Regions from separate parts of the Homo sapiens genome. Here region 1 is linked to region 2. Evidence: chromatin loops called from intact Hi-C (ENCODE). Cell type or tissue: Calu3. All regions are shown on one strand. Links, peaks and the distances in the headings refer to the core of each region. The heading gives the core; the rest is flanking DNA.

What was found. Peaks named below come from ENCODE experiments on the same cell type or tissue, not always from the same donor. Only the 100,000 strongest peaks of a DNase experiment are listed, where the experiment ranks them.
Region 1: a loop joins it to region 2, with 2.3 times the contacts of the local background. A loop is called at or near these places in 1 of 110 quality-filtered maps.

What each region holds. Positions count from the first base shown.
Region 1 is chr20:12,173,776-12,181,681 of GRCh38, forward strand. No RefSeq gene overlaps it. Among named protein-coding and RNA genes, the nearest start is that of BTBD3-AS1, 260 kb to the left of the region's middle. In Calu3, for the core only: no CTCF peak of the experiment used is centred there; DNase peaks (open chromatin) are centred at 4,026 and 4,316.
Region 2 is chr20:12,007,980-12,015,885 of GRCh38, forward strand. No RefSeq gene overlaps it. Among named protein-coding and RNA genes, the nearest start is that of BTBD3-AS1, 93 kb to the left of the region's middle. In Calu3, for the core only: a CTCF peak has its summit at 4,446 (motif pointing right); a DNase peak (open chromatin) is centred at 4,482.

The DNA.
Region 1 (7,906 bases), core at 1,363-6,362, 170 kb after region 2:
TACAATGTTTTTGTTGCAGACACAGCAGTTGCCTTCTTCCAGCTGAATTAGAAATGCAAAATTGGCTTCATAGAATAGGCTGATAATTGCATTCTAAACATCATGTGTGCAATTTTTTTTAGCTTGCAGTTCAGATAGAGTCACATGTGAGACAGACTGCAAAAAAGATGTGATAATCCTTGCCCTCGATGAACTTATAGTTTATCAGAAGTGATGAGAAGTAGACACATAACCATAATGAAAAATACTGGGAAAAAGAAGTTATCAAATATATAACAATGTGGTCCTACAGATAGATGTAGGACATCAACATCTACTTGGGATAAACTGCAAAGGACTTTATGAAGGACATAGCACTTGTTAAAAATGTTAGAGAGCTGAAAGAAAACTGTAGGTAATATTAGAGATGACCTTTCAGATAGAACAGGGTGAATAAGGCACAGAGGAGGAAAAAGCATAATTTTGAGGAAAAGAAAAACATTTAACATGTGGCTCCTTGATCAGCAGCATCAATATCACCTGGAAGCTGCTAGAAACAACTCATTCTTGGGTCCAGCCTTGACCTTCTAAATAAAAATCTCTGGGTCTGGGGCCATAAGTCTGTGTTTTAGTGAGGACTCCAGGTAATTTGATGCATACTAAACTTTGGGACACCCTGCTCTGAGAACAGGCAGAGAGCTAAATCTAAGCCTGCAGGAACAGATATGAGGTTGCATTATATTTTCCCCTCCTGCTTCCTCTTAGAACTGCTCCATCAAGTTTACCTTTGACCTGTTCCTCCAAATAATTCCTTCAGAAGAGTTTATAAATTTGGCTAAGTCCCCTTCCTTCTGAAAATGCTTTTTCTTGAGCCCACATTTCCTTCTAGTTCTTCTATCCAAACACGTTCCCCTTATCAGCTAACTTAAGCCACTGAGTCTGGGCTTCTTTTTCACTCCTCTTTGAAAAGCCCACTTGCTAATGTCATTGGACATCTCCTGATACTAAGACTACGGTACCCCTTACCTACCACCCCTTGCTTTTGCTACATATAACACTACGAATTGCCCTCTTCTTCTTGAAACGTAACACCTCTTTGACGTTTGCAGCCCATACATCCCTAGTGGTCCTGGATGTTTTGACTTATTTTTTACTTTCAGTTTAGGATCTCTCTGCCTTCTGTTTGTACTTGGTGTTTCTCAGTCTGCTGTCCTGAGTTCACTACTCTTCTCATTGCTTTCTCTCCAATGGTTTTACTCATTCTCATGGGTTTAAACATTTTCTATGTGTTGGTGACACACAAAATTGTATCTAGCCTTGACTGCTTTCCTAGACTTTAGAGTCATATATTCAACTTCTTGCTCAATATGCCTTCTTGATGCCAAGAAGAATATCAAAATCATACTGCTTAAAACTGTACTCCTCTTTCCCCTCCAATGGGTCTCTACTCCTGTAGGCCCATTTGTGATTATTGGAACTAATTATGTCCCAAGCTAAAAGCCTCCCCTAGACAAACATCAAGGATTTTAATAAACCCTGAATATCATCTCCTTAACTTTTTTTGAATTCAACTCCCAATTTCCATCTGTGATACTCTTGCATGAATTCAGGCTGCCATTATTTATAATAGGGACCACTTTCACAGCCTACTTCCTGTTCTTTAATTTTTCTTGCTTCCTTAAATTCTATATTTCCAAACACCTTCCCAGCGGTCTATAATATTATCATTCCATTCTCTGCTTCACACCTACTAAAGGTTACTTCCTTACATAAGAAAGAATCTATGGCCTGCCTTTACTTACCTTTTACTGTCTCATCTCTCACCACTCCCTAGCTTACTATTTATGACTTAGCAATATTCATCATGTATAAAACACTTCTTGTTTCCCTGCTATGTTTGTATTATCAGTTCTATCAGCTATGTTCTTTCTGTGAGTAACTCCTACTCAGCCCTGGAGATTCAGCTTGGGTGTAGCATCTTCCAGGAAGACTTAGACTGAGTCAAGTGCCTGGCTTTGTGCTTTTATATCATTCTGTGTATAGGATTAACATGGTGCTTAGTCCACTGTACTGCTGGCATCATTTCCTCTGCTTGTCTTCTCTGGACTGCAAGATCCTCAGTGCTTTCATTTTCTGCAGTTACCATAATGCTCTTTATTGATCTTTATTTTAATCTTTATTTTATTTAAAATTGAATTTTCCACTTCCATTTATTCTTAAATTTTATTTTAGCCAGACTTTCTTGAATCTATTTTGATACCCCTCGTTGAGAATTGTACTTATTTTCCCAGTTTCAGTTTATTGATTACTTGCCTTCTTTCATGGAAAGAAATGAAGATATATTCTCCAAATTTTGTTGTGAATTCTAGAATCATTTTTCATATATGTATATATTTTTATGAAACTTTTTTCCCTTTAATCCTATATGTTAAAGGAAAAACAGCTGATATTGCATGATGAGTTCAAATGTTTTCCAATTAAAATGGGGGTTGACTGGCTTTATGGCCTACCTTTTCCTTCTGGCATCAAACCAAGCCAGAGATAGATTCAAACACTTTTCTACCTCTCCCAATTTACTTTCCTCCACTCTCACACCCAAAATGGTTCATCTTGAAGGTCCTCGGGCAGGGTTCTTTCCATTTCTACCCTGTCTTCCAAGGCTTACCCTTATATAACTAAACATTTCAGGACACAACCTGTCTCTAAGCCTCCCACTCTACCTTCTGCCACAGTGCATGCTGGAAGCCACAGTTTCCTGAGGACGAAGTAAAAAAGATGCAGGTGGGGCCCAAGGTGGAGGGAGAACCCTCAGGATAGCTCAGGGCATGACTTCTTAGCTTTTGGGACATGGCTTCCCATCTTTCAGAATCACGCAGCCCCTTCATCTAGGATGTAATACAAAGAGTGAGAATGAATCAGTCTTCTTCTGTCTTCTCTCGGCCTATTTTGAACTTGCTCTGAGTATAGAGCAAGTATTGTGTAGTTTAAAATTAAAGTCCCTAACCCAACCCATTTTGGTTGTAGTTAGTAGAAATTCCCTTCCCACATGGCATCTGGTCTTCTCTTAACTTTCGTTTGCATTGTTATTTCCAGTGTTGTTTTTTTCTTTAATTTGTTTATATTTGTGGGTATTTTAATAAAAGATAGAAAAATACATGGCAGGCTCAGTTACTTTGCTACTATTTAATCTAGAAATCATGTGTATATATTCTAAGGAAAAGCTTCATAGAGAACAATTTTTAATTAAATACAAATAAGAGCATTTGGGCAGGCTCCTTTTTGATTGAATTTCACTATCAGGAAACACTGAGAGAACCAAGTCACAGGGCTTCACCCTCCTGCCAAAGAGCTGTACTTCAAATCTTCTCCTATAAGCAAACTATTCTTCTGCTCATAGTTTATTTATGTCTGTGAATATCTGGAGATTTTAGTAGCAGTCGTGGTGGACAGAAATTTTTTGTACCCTGGAAATGTAGTGTGGTGCTTAGGCATATCAGCTCTGGAGTCAGAGAGCCTGGGGTCAAATCCCAGCTCCATCTTGCACTGAATGTGTTTCTGTTCTAGTTTTTGAACCACTCTGTGTATAGTTTCCCCAACTGTGAAAATGGAAGCAATACACAAAGTATCTTCAACTCCTTAATACGATGATGATTTAATACAAGTATTGTAAGTAATCAATACAGTAAAATCCTGAGAGGAGTATCTGACATGTTATAGATTTTCAACATAATGTTCTTTGTTGTTATTAAGAGAAACATGGTTTTCTTACATATTTTAAAACATATACAACTTAAAAACTTTAAAACTAATTAAATACTTTTTATCTAGAATGCTTTCTCTAGTCATCTTTCTAACTTCTTTGTATAATTCCATTAAAATTGTTTCAAAAGGAGCTTACTCGTTTTCTGTCCTTACAATTTGATATTTGTCAGTGTTGCATTTTCCTCAATCTCAAGTGACAGGGAGGAGCTGTTCAGCTTTGCCTTGCTCCTTTCTCTGCCATGCCGTGGGAGTAATGTTACTGACTATAAAGTTTTCATAAAATTGCTCACTGTCACTCCTGGGACACCCACAGTAATGATTAACCCAGCATGAATGGTGCATTGTCACAAACTCTGATGAGATGTGTGCAAAACTTTAAAAATAACTCGCTTCCTCTTCTCAAGCCAATGCTCCCATTAGGCAAAGAAGAGCCCAGGAACTGCTGAAAAGTGGGTGGGACAGGAATATTTGGAGCCTGCTCTGCTATTTTAAAGTTTAATATCTTGTTGTTAGGTTTGTATTTTCAAAGCATGGCCATCCAACCATGTGGCACTGAAAAACACAGCTGCCGGAGTCAGATGGGTGGCAGGGGTGGTGACTCATTATATATCTCTGGGATCACTGGCCAATTAAAATGATTTGCCCTAGAACCTGGGGAAAGAGCAAACCCCAGAGTCCTGCTCTCATATACTAAACATGAAATTAAATAGATTTGGTAGTATGGTTACCAAATGACCTGGGATGATTGGGACTATTCTGGTTTTAGCACTAAAAGTCCCACTTCCTGGGACCCCCTTAGTTCAGAGTAAACAGAACAGATAGTCATTCTGCCAGGAATTAAGCTACAGCTTTGCCATTTAGAAGCAGGTATATGAACTTGGATAGACCATGTGGCCTAATTCCCAAGGCCTAAGTCCTCTTTTATAATGTGGAAATAATAATATCTGCTTAGCAATATTATGAGAATCAAATGCAATATTGTCCATTAAGGAGTTCTGTGTCCAGTGACATACTATGCCAATGTCAGCAGATGCAATCATTGAAGATGTTGTTCCTCTGAGCCACAAAGGACTACCCGGAGAAATACAGGATGGAGGTGGTTAGACAGGCTTAAAGCCTGTGTCTAGAAGACTTCTCCAAAGCAATGGTGAGCATGACTCCACAAGCAATTGTCTCAAAGTTGGCAGAAGAATTCAAAAGAAGTTTAGAGGTGGGGGAGAAAGAAAGTGGGGTGTCACAAAGATCCATTGCATGAGATGACTCCAAATTTTACTCAATTCTTGCAGTGTGCTGAGGGCATAGGTGCCCACCCAAAACTTTGTATGTGGCCTGGAGTAGCCTGGATTTTCTCTTGGAACCTGCTATTCTTATATGTAGAATATATGTACAATGAAGAACCATTTTACATAGACTCAGTTGTCTCTCTACCCTTCCAGCTGTAAAGCTATACCATACCAATGCCTTTCAGGCATTAGCAATTGAGGGAGATGCAGGTTGTCTCCTGAACTCAATCTTTCTTAGGTCTCAGGCCATTGTCTTTTTTACTTGGTTACATATTTCTTTGATTTTTCACCTTGCTCTCTTCTTACCTCCTTTGTATATGTTTTGCTCTTATTTCCCTGTTTGCTCTAGAATATTACATTCCATGAAGGATGTGCAATTCACCTATCTTGTTGACTGTCATCTCTCACAACCAGCCTGGGAGGTGACCAGCCAATACCTGTTAAATGAAAGAGTGGACTGGACGTTAGATCTGTTATATCTGTTATATTCTACAGATCACAAGTCACACCAGCTTTATGTTCTTTAAATAAATAATGATCGAATACATTAAATGACCCAAGTATGAGTAATGAAGTTAGAGATAACATAAACTTTCTGCCTGTGATATTTTATTTTCTTTCAAAATCAATCTTTGGTTAAAGTTAATAATGAAGAGGGCAAAGATCTGAACCATACAGTTTTTAGACACCTTTAATGCAAGGATGTTGCAGACTTTTAGATATGAGAATGGTGGATTATAGCTTAAAGAGCAGATAGCTTATTGAAAATTTAAGGTAATCAGCAATACTTTTCGAACAATTACCTCAACTGTTAGCTACCACTTACCCTGAAACTCTTCTTTCTCTTCATCTCACAGATTGTCAGTATCATCTAAAGTAAAAGATGGTAATGCATTCACAGTGTGAATGTGGTGAATTCTACTTCTTTGATGGTGGTAAATTGCCTGAGATGATCTCCTCTTCCTTCCACCTCTCTCTCCCAAATCAGCCATGGGATGTTGACTGGCATTAAAATAAGAACAACAACAGGGCAGGCAACAAAGGGGATAAGGAAGAGAAGGGAGGGTATGTATAACTCAGACTAGGTCTGCTCCCACTATATGATTTGCAGCAGATGTTATCTGTTCAACTCAAACAGCTGATCCTTGATTTAAAGATAATTTGTTTATTATTATACTAAATGGAGCCCATAAATCTCTATTATAGGCTGATGAGAACGGAAGAAAATAGTGTATGATGAAAGCACCAAACAGAACACATTTTTCCTAGCTTCATTCTCTCCTATAATCTCAAACACTGATAAGCAATATTGACATTTTCAAAGAGGCTTATAAGCAGTAAGCAATTCGAGTTTTATATAGTAAATGTGTCTTGAGTTACATTTTCAAGTGGAAGTTGGGCTTAGCTTTGGTAATCTACCAAGCAGTATGTTTTGGTGCTGGCTGAGTCTTGTCCTGAAAGTCTGTGCTCTTTCAAGCTTCTTGTGTACGTTCCACTCCCCTGGGTTCACGTTCTCAGGGAGAAAATTGGATGCACAAAGAATGGAGTTTGCATAAGGCCCTTGTAAGCCTGATTATGGGTATTTACACAGCTGTAATCATTATAAATAAATTACTTCATAAATTTCAACAAATGAAATCATGTCATGTTATTTTGTCTGCTTTTTCTCTTCTTTGTGCCGCCAAGTCACCAGTGTATCATTTATTTCGGCTCATTTTTGTGAAAATGAGATTTAAGGCATAGTCCAGTTACAGCATCTGAGAGCCACTGCTCTCCCACCTCAGTGTTTATCTTTTCTGTTGGAGAGAAAAAATGACAGAAAATAAAATATCTAATGCACTGATACAGGAACACATATGTAGTGTTATGTTTCTGGAGGATTTTTCTTTTCTTTTGTTAGGTATGTTAAGGTATTGTTTATATGTAATAAAATTCACATTTTATAGGGACAGTTCTTGGAGTTTTGACAAAAGTGTAGCCATATGGCCACAACTAGGATTACCATATAGAATATTTCTATCACCTCAAAGAGTCCTACACCTCCATCTTCTACTATTGTTATGTTTTCTGTCCCTGTAGTTTTTCCATTTCCAGACTGTCATATAAAGGAAATCATGCAGTGTGCAGCCTTTTGGTCTAGCTCTTCTTTTACTTAGCTTAATGTTTTTCAGATTCATCCCTGTTTATGTGTATATCAGTAGTTCATTTCTTTTTATTGTTGAGTGGTATTTCATTGCATCAATGTATCACAGTGTTGTATCCATTCCTAAGTGAGAGACATTGGGTTATTTTCAGTTTGGTGTTATGAATAAAGCTTCCTATATACATAGTTGTGCGGGTCTTTTGTGGATATGTCTTCATTATTTTTGGGTGAATACCCAGGAGTAGGATTGCTGCCTCATATAGCAAATATACGTTTAACTTTATAACAAATGGCAAACTGTTTCCAAAGTGTCGGTACCATTTTACATTCCCACCAGTAATGGATGAGGGATCCAGTTGCCTCCACCTTCTCCTTAGTAGTAGGTGTTGTTGAGTTTCATTAAAAAAAAAATTCTGATTGTTTGGTGACATCTCATTGTGTTTTTTATTTGCATTTTCCTTATGCCTGATGATGTTGAGCCATTTTATGTGCCTATTAAACATTTTTGTACCTTCTTTGGAGAAATGTCAATTTAAATTCTTTGCCATGATTCTTCAAAAAATGAAGCATAGAATTGCCATATGATGAAGCAATTTTACTCCTTTGTATATACTCAGAAAAAATTAATGCAAGATCTCAAACAAATACTAGTACATCAATGTTCATAGCAACAATATTCACAATCCACCAAGAGGTAAATTGATAAACAAAATGTGGTATTTACACACAATGGAATATT
Region 2 (7,906 bases), core at 1,744-6,743:
AAATAATTAAATAACTTTCATTTAAAAATATCACTAGGCCCAGTGAGTTTTATAGTCAAATTTGGCCTAAGTTTTAAAAGCTAAAAAAACTTCTCTGCAATTTGAGTGATTAAGGACTGCAGAAAAATGATGGATAGTGTTCTTGTTCATTTTATCAAACTTACATAAGCTTAATGGCAAAACCTGTTAAGGTTCATATATAAAATAAATCTGTGAATCAAGTTACTTGTGAATACAGATGGAGATTTTAAAAAATAAAGCGTTAGCAAAGAAATTTCAGCTGAATAGTAGGAGAATAAGATTGTCACACCCGAATGGTACTTATTCGAAGAATTCAAAGAGATTTCAAATTTTGAAATATATTACGTGGCTCCATATTTCAACAAATTAGAGGGAAAACCATATAATTATACCACTAGCTAGTGAAGGGTTACTTTATAAAATTCATCATCTAGTCTTAAAAAAAAAAATTTAAGTAAAATTTGAATAGAAGGGAAGTAGCCATGATAAAGATTATTTACTTAACAGAAAACATGAGAATGGATGGTAAAATCCTGAAATCAATTTTGTTACAATATGGAAAAATTAGAGATGACTTTTATTACTATGGAAATTGAACAGTGTTTGACAAGTGCTAATTGATGCAATGAAAATAGTAAATAAAATAATCAGCATAAATACAGCAAAGGAAGAGATTCAGTTATTGTATTCTTACAAAATTAAACAGACTCCACTAAAGCAACTATAAGCAACTATTAAAATAATTAGGAGAACATAGAGATTGGGGGTGAGAGGGACTGGATAAATACATAAAATCGACAGCCTCTTTCTATAACAGAATAACCAAGTTAGAAATGGGAAGAAATTATTTGTACTAGTAACAAAATAATAAAATACTTATATCCTTCTCATTTTTTTTAGTTATATGTCAGAAATGAAGAAAATTATAAAATCTTACTCAAGTATATCAAACAAGGGATTTTGAAAAATACCTTATTTTTGGATGGGAGGACTAATATCATAAAAATACCAATTTATCCCAATTTAATATATAAATATAATGCAATCTTAATCTGAATTGGACTTGGTCAAAATAATTAATAATTCCATTGAAAGACTAAATAAAATTCAAGATTTTGAAAAAGGAATGACTAGACATGTGATTTAACATTTATTAAAAATGTAAAAAGCTCTTATATTAGTTTTCTATTATTCCTGTAGTAAATTACTACAAACTTGGCTTAAAACAACAGAGATTTATTATCTCACAGTTCTGGAGAAGTTTGAAATCAAGGAATCCTCAAGGTTATGCTTGTGCTGGAGGCTCTAGGAGGTCTTTCGTTCCCTGCCTCTTCCAGCCTCTGTTGGCTTCTAGTACTCCCTTACTTGTGGCTACATCACTCTGGTCTCTGCCTCTGTGATTTTCTGTCTTTGTAATTTCCCTCTGTCTTCTCTTATAAGCACATATTTTGTGATGGCATTTAAGGCCTATGCCAATAATCCGGGATAATCTTCTCATCTCAAAATCCTCAAAATCACATTTACAGAAGCTTTTTATAAATTTAAATAAGGTAACATTTACAGGTTCCTGTGATTAAGGTGTGGATATCTTTTGGAGTGGGGGAGGTGGCATTTCTCAGCCTACTACAGCCACTGCAATCAAAACATTTCACTATTAGAGCAGACAAAGAGGTCAATGGATAGAATAGTCCAGACATAGAACCAAGTACAAATGGGAACCAGAAATGTGGCAAAGGTGGGATTTCAGTTCACTGGAAAAAAAGATGCTTTATTTGGTAACTTATCTATAGAAGAGAAAATAAAACTAGATACCTATCTTATTACCATATAAAAAATAAACCCCTGGTTCATCAAATGTGCAAATGCAGAAGAAGAAAAATTAGCAGAAATTCTAGGATAATATCTGCAGAAGTTTGGCCAGTAAGGGACAGACATATATGACTGTACTGACAGTCCCCAACTTAGAATGGTTTGAGTTACGATTTTTCAACTTTACAATGGTCCAAAAGCAATATGCAGTCAGCATGCTACTCCACCTACAATGGGGCTATGTCTGGATAAAGCTGTTATAAATTGAAAATATTATAAGCTAAAAATGAACTTTTAATATTTTCAATTTATGATGGCTTTATCAGGACATAACCCCACAGTAAGCCAAGGTGCATCTGTATAAAAATATAAAAATAAAAGACTAACATGTCATAAACATCTTTCCAAAGATCAAGATTCTAAAGTTAGACAATAATTTTCATATTTTTCTTCATACATCTTCTATTTTTTGTGTTACAATGAACATTACTATATATGCAATAATTAAAATGAATAACATTTAAAGGAGAAAAATATTATATATGATTTGGGCCCACATAGGTTTGCATCTTGGCTACATTCCTTACTTAGTACTTCTGAAACTTACTTTCTCCATCTGTGAAAGGAGGACAGGTTGAGGTATTCCATGTTTAGAAGTGTTACAGTGAGGAATTGTAAGTATAGCAAACTGTAGAGAAACAAGGAGTGAGGTAAGGAGAGAATGAATATCTTTCTTTTTTTTTTTGGAAACGGAGTCTCGTTCTCCCCAGGCTGGAGTGCAGTGGCGCAATCTCGGCTCACTGCAACCTCCGCCTCCCGGGTTCACGCCATTCTCCTGCCTCAGCCTCCCGAGTAGCTGGGACTACAGGCGCCCGCCACCATGCCCGGCTAATTTTTGTATTTTTAGTAGAGACGGGGTTTCACCATGTTAGCCAGGATGGTCTCGATTTCCTGACCTCGTGATCCGCCCGCCTCGGCCTCCCAAAGTGCTGGGATTACAGGCGTGAGCCACCGCGCCCGGCAGAAGATGAGTATCTTTTAGTTGATTTGAAAAGTAATTTACATAATCAGTAAGAAACCTGAGAACGTGTATATTGACATTAAGAAATAATGGGGAGACTGGGAATTACGGTTAGAACTAAAGCCCCATCTCTACCCCAAACACTGTTTGCTCCCACCACTAGTGGTTGGGGCTCAAAAGTATGTATGTTTCCAACTGGCATGGTGATGAGAACACACTTTCTTTCAAAATGACTACTTGCAACTTTATTGTCTTAACTTTCATTTCCTGGTAAAGTCTTGAAAGTCTTGAACATTTTTTCCTTTTCATTTTATGTTCCCAGGTTCTGAATTTATTTTGCTGAAAGAGAGAGATACTTTCTGAATTTTACCAGCAAGGCTATTACAGGAATTCCTTAAAGAGTTTAGCTAAGGGGACTTTGAATTACAAAAAGCACAATTTCCCAAACCAGTATCCATCAGTTAGGACACATTCAAGCCCTAGGAGATTATTACAGCCGTTTTTTTTTTTTGTTTGTTTTTGTTTTTTTTTTAACAATTACCATCACTGACCTGAATAATAAATTAGCATTACTCTTAGAGACTAGAATTAAAGAGCTGAAAAATTCTTTCTTTCCTTCCCTTCATTTCAGAGGGAAAGAAACCAAGGCGGAGGAAAGATCAAGTTGACCTACCAATGTCACACTGCTTGCCAGCACCAGCATCTTTCACCTTTCAGTCCACCTTCCTTCCCACACAGATACACTGCCCAGTATAAATCCTGAAAAAAGGGTCTCCTCCAGACTGCCCCAAAGGGTCTATTGTCCCTATGTCTTGCAGACTTGAAAGGCTAGTTTTCTTCTTCGAAGGGATAGAAAGTGCCAGAACTTCATTGTCCACCTCCAACATGCCGCTGTGAATCTTTCCAGCCTGAATTCCACAGGCATCACAAAGTGTCCTTGACACTTCCAAATACGAGTGAAGGATCTCAGGAATCCATTAACTATGCTGATGGATTAAATGGTCATGTATATCTGATAGGCTGACTAACAGAGGCAGGAATGGGAAAAGAAAAACCCTGACAGAGGTTTGCTATTAAAATTTTCTCTAAGAGGCATGGGGCAAACAACTGGCTTTAGGCTGGCATGCCATTCATCTGTTTCTAAGTAGGGTTAACACTATAGGGAGTTATTTTAAGTTTTTTGCTTGCATAGTTGAGAGAAAAATAATTTCCCTTATCTTTCCAAACTTAATGTCAGACAACTTGACAATCCACCAACGCTCCGTAACTAGAATGTCAGTCCAGACTTCTCCCTTTTTGGCCTATCGAAGGAGCAGTGTATACTTCCTAGAAGCTGGTGGGGAAGTCTTATTTTTATATTTCCTGAATCACAGGGAGCTTTTATCAAGATCTGTGCAGCTCTTTTTGGTCTAATAAAATCCTCTTGTGGCATCAAAGCTTGGGTTTCCCTAGAAACAGACCCTGAGTCTAGGATTGAGATGCAAATCAATTATGTGCAATTGTGATTGCAAGAAGTACCTACAGGGAAGTAAGGTGCTGAGACCAGAAAGGGAAGGAGACCAACAGTGTGTTAATGACAGGCTACACCAGGGGGAGACAAGGCTCAATTCCATTGGGAACCTTTAGGGGGCAGTGTAGAACACACTTCAGAATTGTCCCTCGGAAGTGGTGAGAAGCTGGGGTATTTATTTATTAACTCTCATTCCTCCTTAGCCGAAGCCTGCTTCTTGAGGTATGAACTCACCAGCATTTCAGCCCTGTTTGGTGGGAGCAGAGAGAAAGCCCACAGACAGGGAGTTGGCAGCTGCCTGCAGCAGGTCACCGTTACTGGGGCACCAATACCATTTGGTATAATGACCTTCTAGGAAGATAACTCACTTCCTAATTTTCAACAACCTTATTTCATAAATAGGTTAGGGCTTCTAACTTGACTTCACAAAAATAATTTAGGCATTTATACTTAAGCAGAGTGCAAATACTAAATTCATTAATTGGTTAGCACTCTTTTTGTTTCTCATATTAAAGGAAATAATAGTTTTAATTAAGATTCTGTTTTTTGTTTTTGTTTCTATTTTGCTATTACCTGGAAAGATCGAGAGTGGCTGGGTCCTGACCAGGAAGTTAAAGAGCGACACAGTTTGCTCAATGATGACATTTAAGCCCATATCACCTCATCGGTGGGAAATGAGGCTTCCACAAACTTTAGCTTTTCAAACGTATGAGTCATTGGAGCTGACAAAAGAGAATACAAGTGAAAATGTTCAGTGCATTTGCATTGCGACTAAAAGTCACCATAGTTATCCCAATTATGAAATCTGGCCAATGGGGAATGCCATGGTCCTTCCGGTATGTGTTTCTCTGGATTCTCTTCTATTCCCATCCTTCTCAGCACTTATTACCTTTCCAGGGACTAGACTCAAGAATGCAGGTGTGAAAGCATTATAGCCAATCCTATTTTGCTTTGTGTGAGAATATTCTCTAGCATTGACAGTTTGACGGTCCTTGTTGTTTTTAAAATTGTGACAATTTTCTTCAAATCTGGACTTGCTCTGATATTAAGGCTGGCACCCCGATGTGTGTGCTGCATTGACATCTGAGGCTTGTCTCATTGCCAGCAGGTCTCAAATTCTAGTTTTCTGTCTAAGATATAAGGGCAGAATGTTATTTATGGGCAATTACAAAGATCACCTTGCTCCATTTGATTTATTGGAGAGATTTCAATCAAGGCTTAGAGCTCATCCCAAGCAGACAACCATGCTGACAGTATTTAATGATTTATTGAATGCTGGCAACTCCAGCTCTTCCTCTTTTTCAGTTTTAAGTTGGTGGATTTGGGGGAGTGCTTCAGATGCACTCAAAGCTATGGTAATATTTGGTAGATTCTGAAGTATGCTTGAAGCCCTTTTTTTTCTTTCCGTTAATTAGGTTTGTTGTATTTGCTAGTGTGCATAGATAGGAAGGGCTTGAAGTATCACCTGAGGGTCTTTAGCTCTTCCTGACTGTAGGATTGACTGCCAAGATGTTGTGATGCTACTTTAACTGGCGGAGACAGGGACACTCAGGAAAACAGAGTTAATGATGAACTTACTGTTTAATAACACAAAGTGAACTTATTTACATAGAGTGTATACAGACGCATATGGGTTATAGGATATATTTTCCAAATATGCCAATATTATGTTTTGTTAAACATTTTTCATAAATGAGGTATAATTTACAGATTGAAATGCATGAATATTATGTACATGGATCAATGATTGTATATATCTTGATCAAGAGATCACCCCAGAAACTCCCTCCTGTTTCCAGCCAGCTCTCCTCATCTTTAGCCAATCACACTTATGTTTTCTATCACTATAGAACAGTTTTGCTCATTCTTGAATTTAACATAAAGGAAGTCATGTAGAATGCACTTTTGTTTGGCATGTTTCACCCATTATCATGTTTTGTTTTTGAGATTCAACTGTGTACTTGCGTGTATCAAGGTTGTTTCTTCTTATTGCTGAACAGTATTCAGTTGTATGAATATACCACAATGTATTTCTCAAATCTCCTGTTCATGAATATTTGGATTGTTTCCAATTGTTGGTTAGTATGAATAAAGCTGCTATAAATAATCCTGTACAAGATATTTTGTGGGCATATGTTTTCATTTCTCACATAAAAACTAGTATCAAGATTGCTGGGTCATAAGAAAGGCACGTGTAAATTCACGTTATTTCTGGCTTAGAAATGTATGCTTACGGTTACATGATTAAATGTAATGGATTTCTGCAGACCACTCCTAAACTTTAGAGTGGACCACTCCTAAACTTTATCTATACATAGTGTCATAGACATTTCTATCTATATACAACATATTGTTCAGCAACTCAAAGTGTATGTTATTTGCTTTATTGGCATGTGAGAATGTAGTGTAAAGGCCATTTTGAGGAGAATATTCAGTCTATGATGTCTCTCAAATTCAATTACCATCTTGAACAAGAAAGGAGCCAGTGACATCAATTAATACTTATTGTGTTGTCTTGCATATTCAGGTCTTCCCTAAGAAGAGGCCCTTCTTGAAACCAGGTCCTGCATGAGCTAAAACAGATGGCTGATGTAATCACCCACAAATAGTGTGTTGTAAAAGGGTGCAAACTAGATACCTTCTAAATGACCAAAGAAAATGCAAAGTCAGAAGTGATTTGCAAGAGCAACTAAGAATAGAGTCAGCGCTACATTATAGACAATGATGATAGGATTCCAAGAACTGTATAAATTACTCATTTATTTAAAATTTTTTGTCCTCTGTTTTTTCTGCAGTGATTTGTAAGAAGTTAAGTAAGTAAGTAAGCCTCCTAATGAAACGGTGGTGGCAATCTTTAGAGAAACCATATTTTATTCTGGGAGCTATGCAGAAAGGAAACTAGGCATGGAAATCAGCTGGTGGGACTTTGGAATTTGTGGTTGGTCGGCTGGGCCTGGTGGCTCACACCTGTAATCCCAGCACTCTGGGAGGCTGAGGTGGGCAGATCCCTTGAGCTCAGGAGTTCAAGACCAGCCTGGCCGATATGGTGAAACCTCATCTCTACTAAAAAAATACAAAAATTAGCTGAGGTGGGTGTTGCACACTTGTAATCCCAGCTACTTGGGAGGCTGAGGCAGGAGAATCACTGGAATCCAGGAGGTGGAGTTTGCAGTGAGCTGAGGTCATGTCACTGCACTCAAGCCTGGGCAACAGAGCAAGATTCTGTCTCAAAAAAAAAAAAAAAAAAAGAAAAACAAAAAGGAATTTGTTGTTGGCAAGCTGATGGTGGGATGCTCTCTTCAGTTCTTGAGGCTCAGGCTAGGAACAGTATTGTAAAACTGTCATCCATTGCTGTGAACCAACCAACTGCTGCTCTTGTACTGGTCTAGTTAGTCTCTCACTGTATCTCTCACTGTTGTGTCATTGTGTGACCTTGACAAGTCCACTTGACATTTGGTTTTGGCAGATTCCCCTGGGAGGTTTTGCTTGGTGAATACAATGCTAGAATTTTCTGCTGTTATCCAGGCAAAGGTGATGTAATTCCT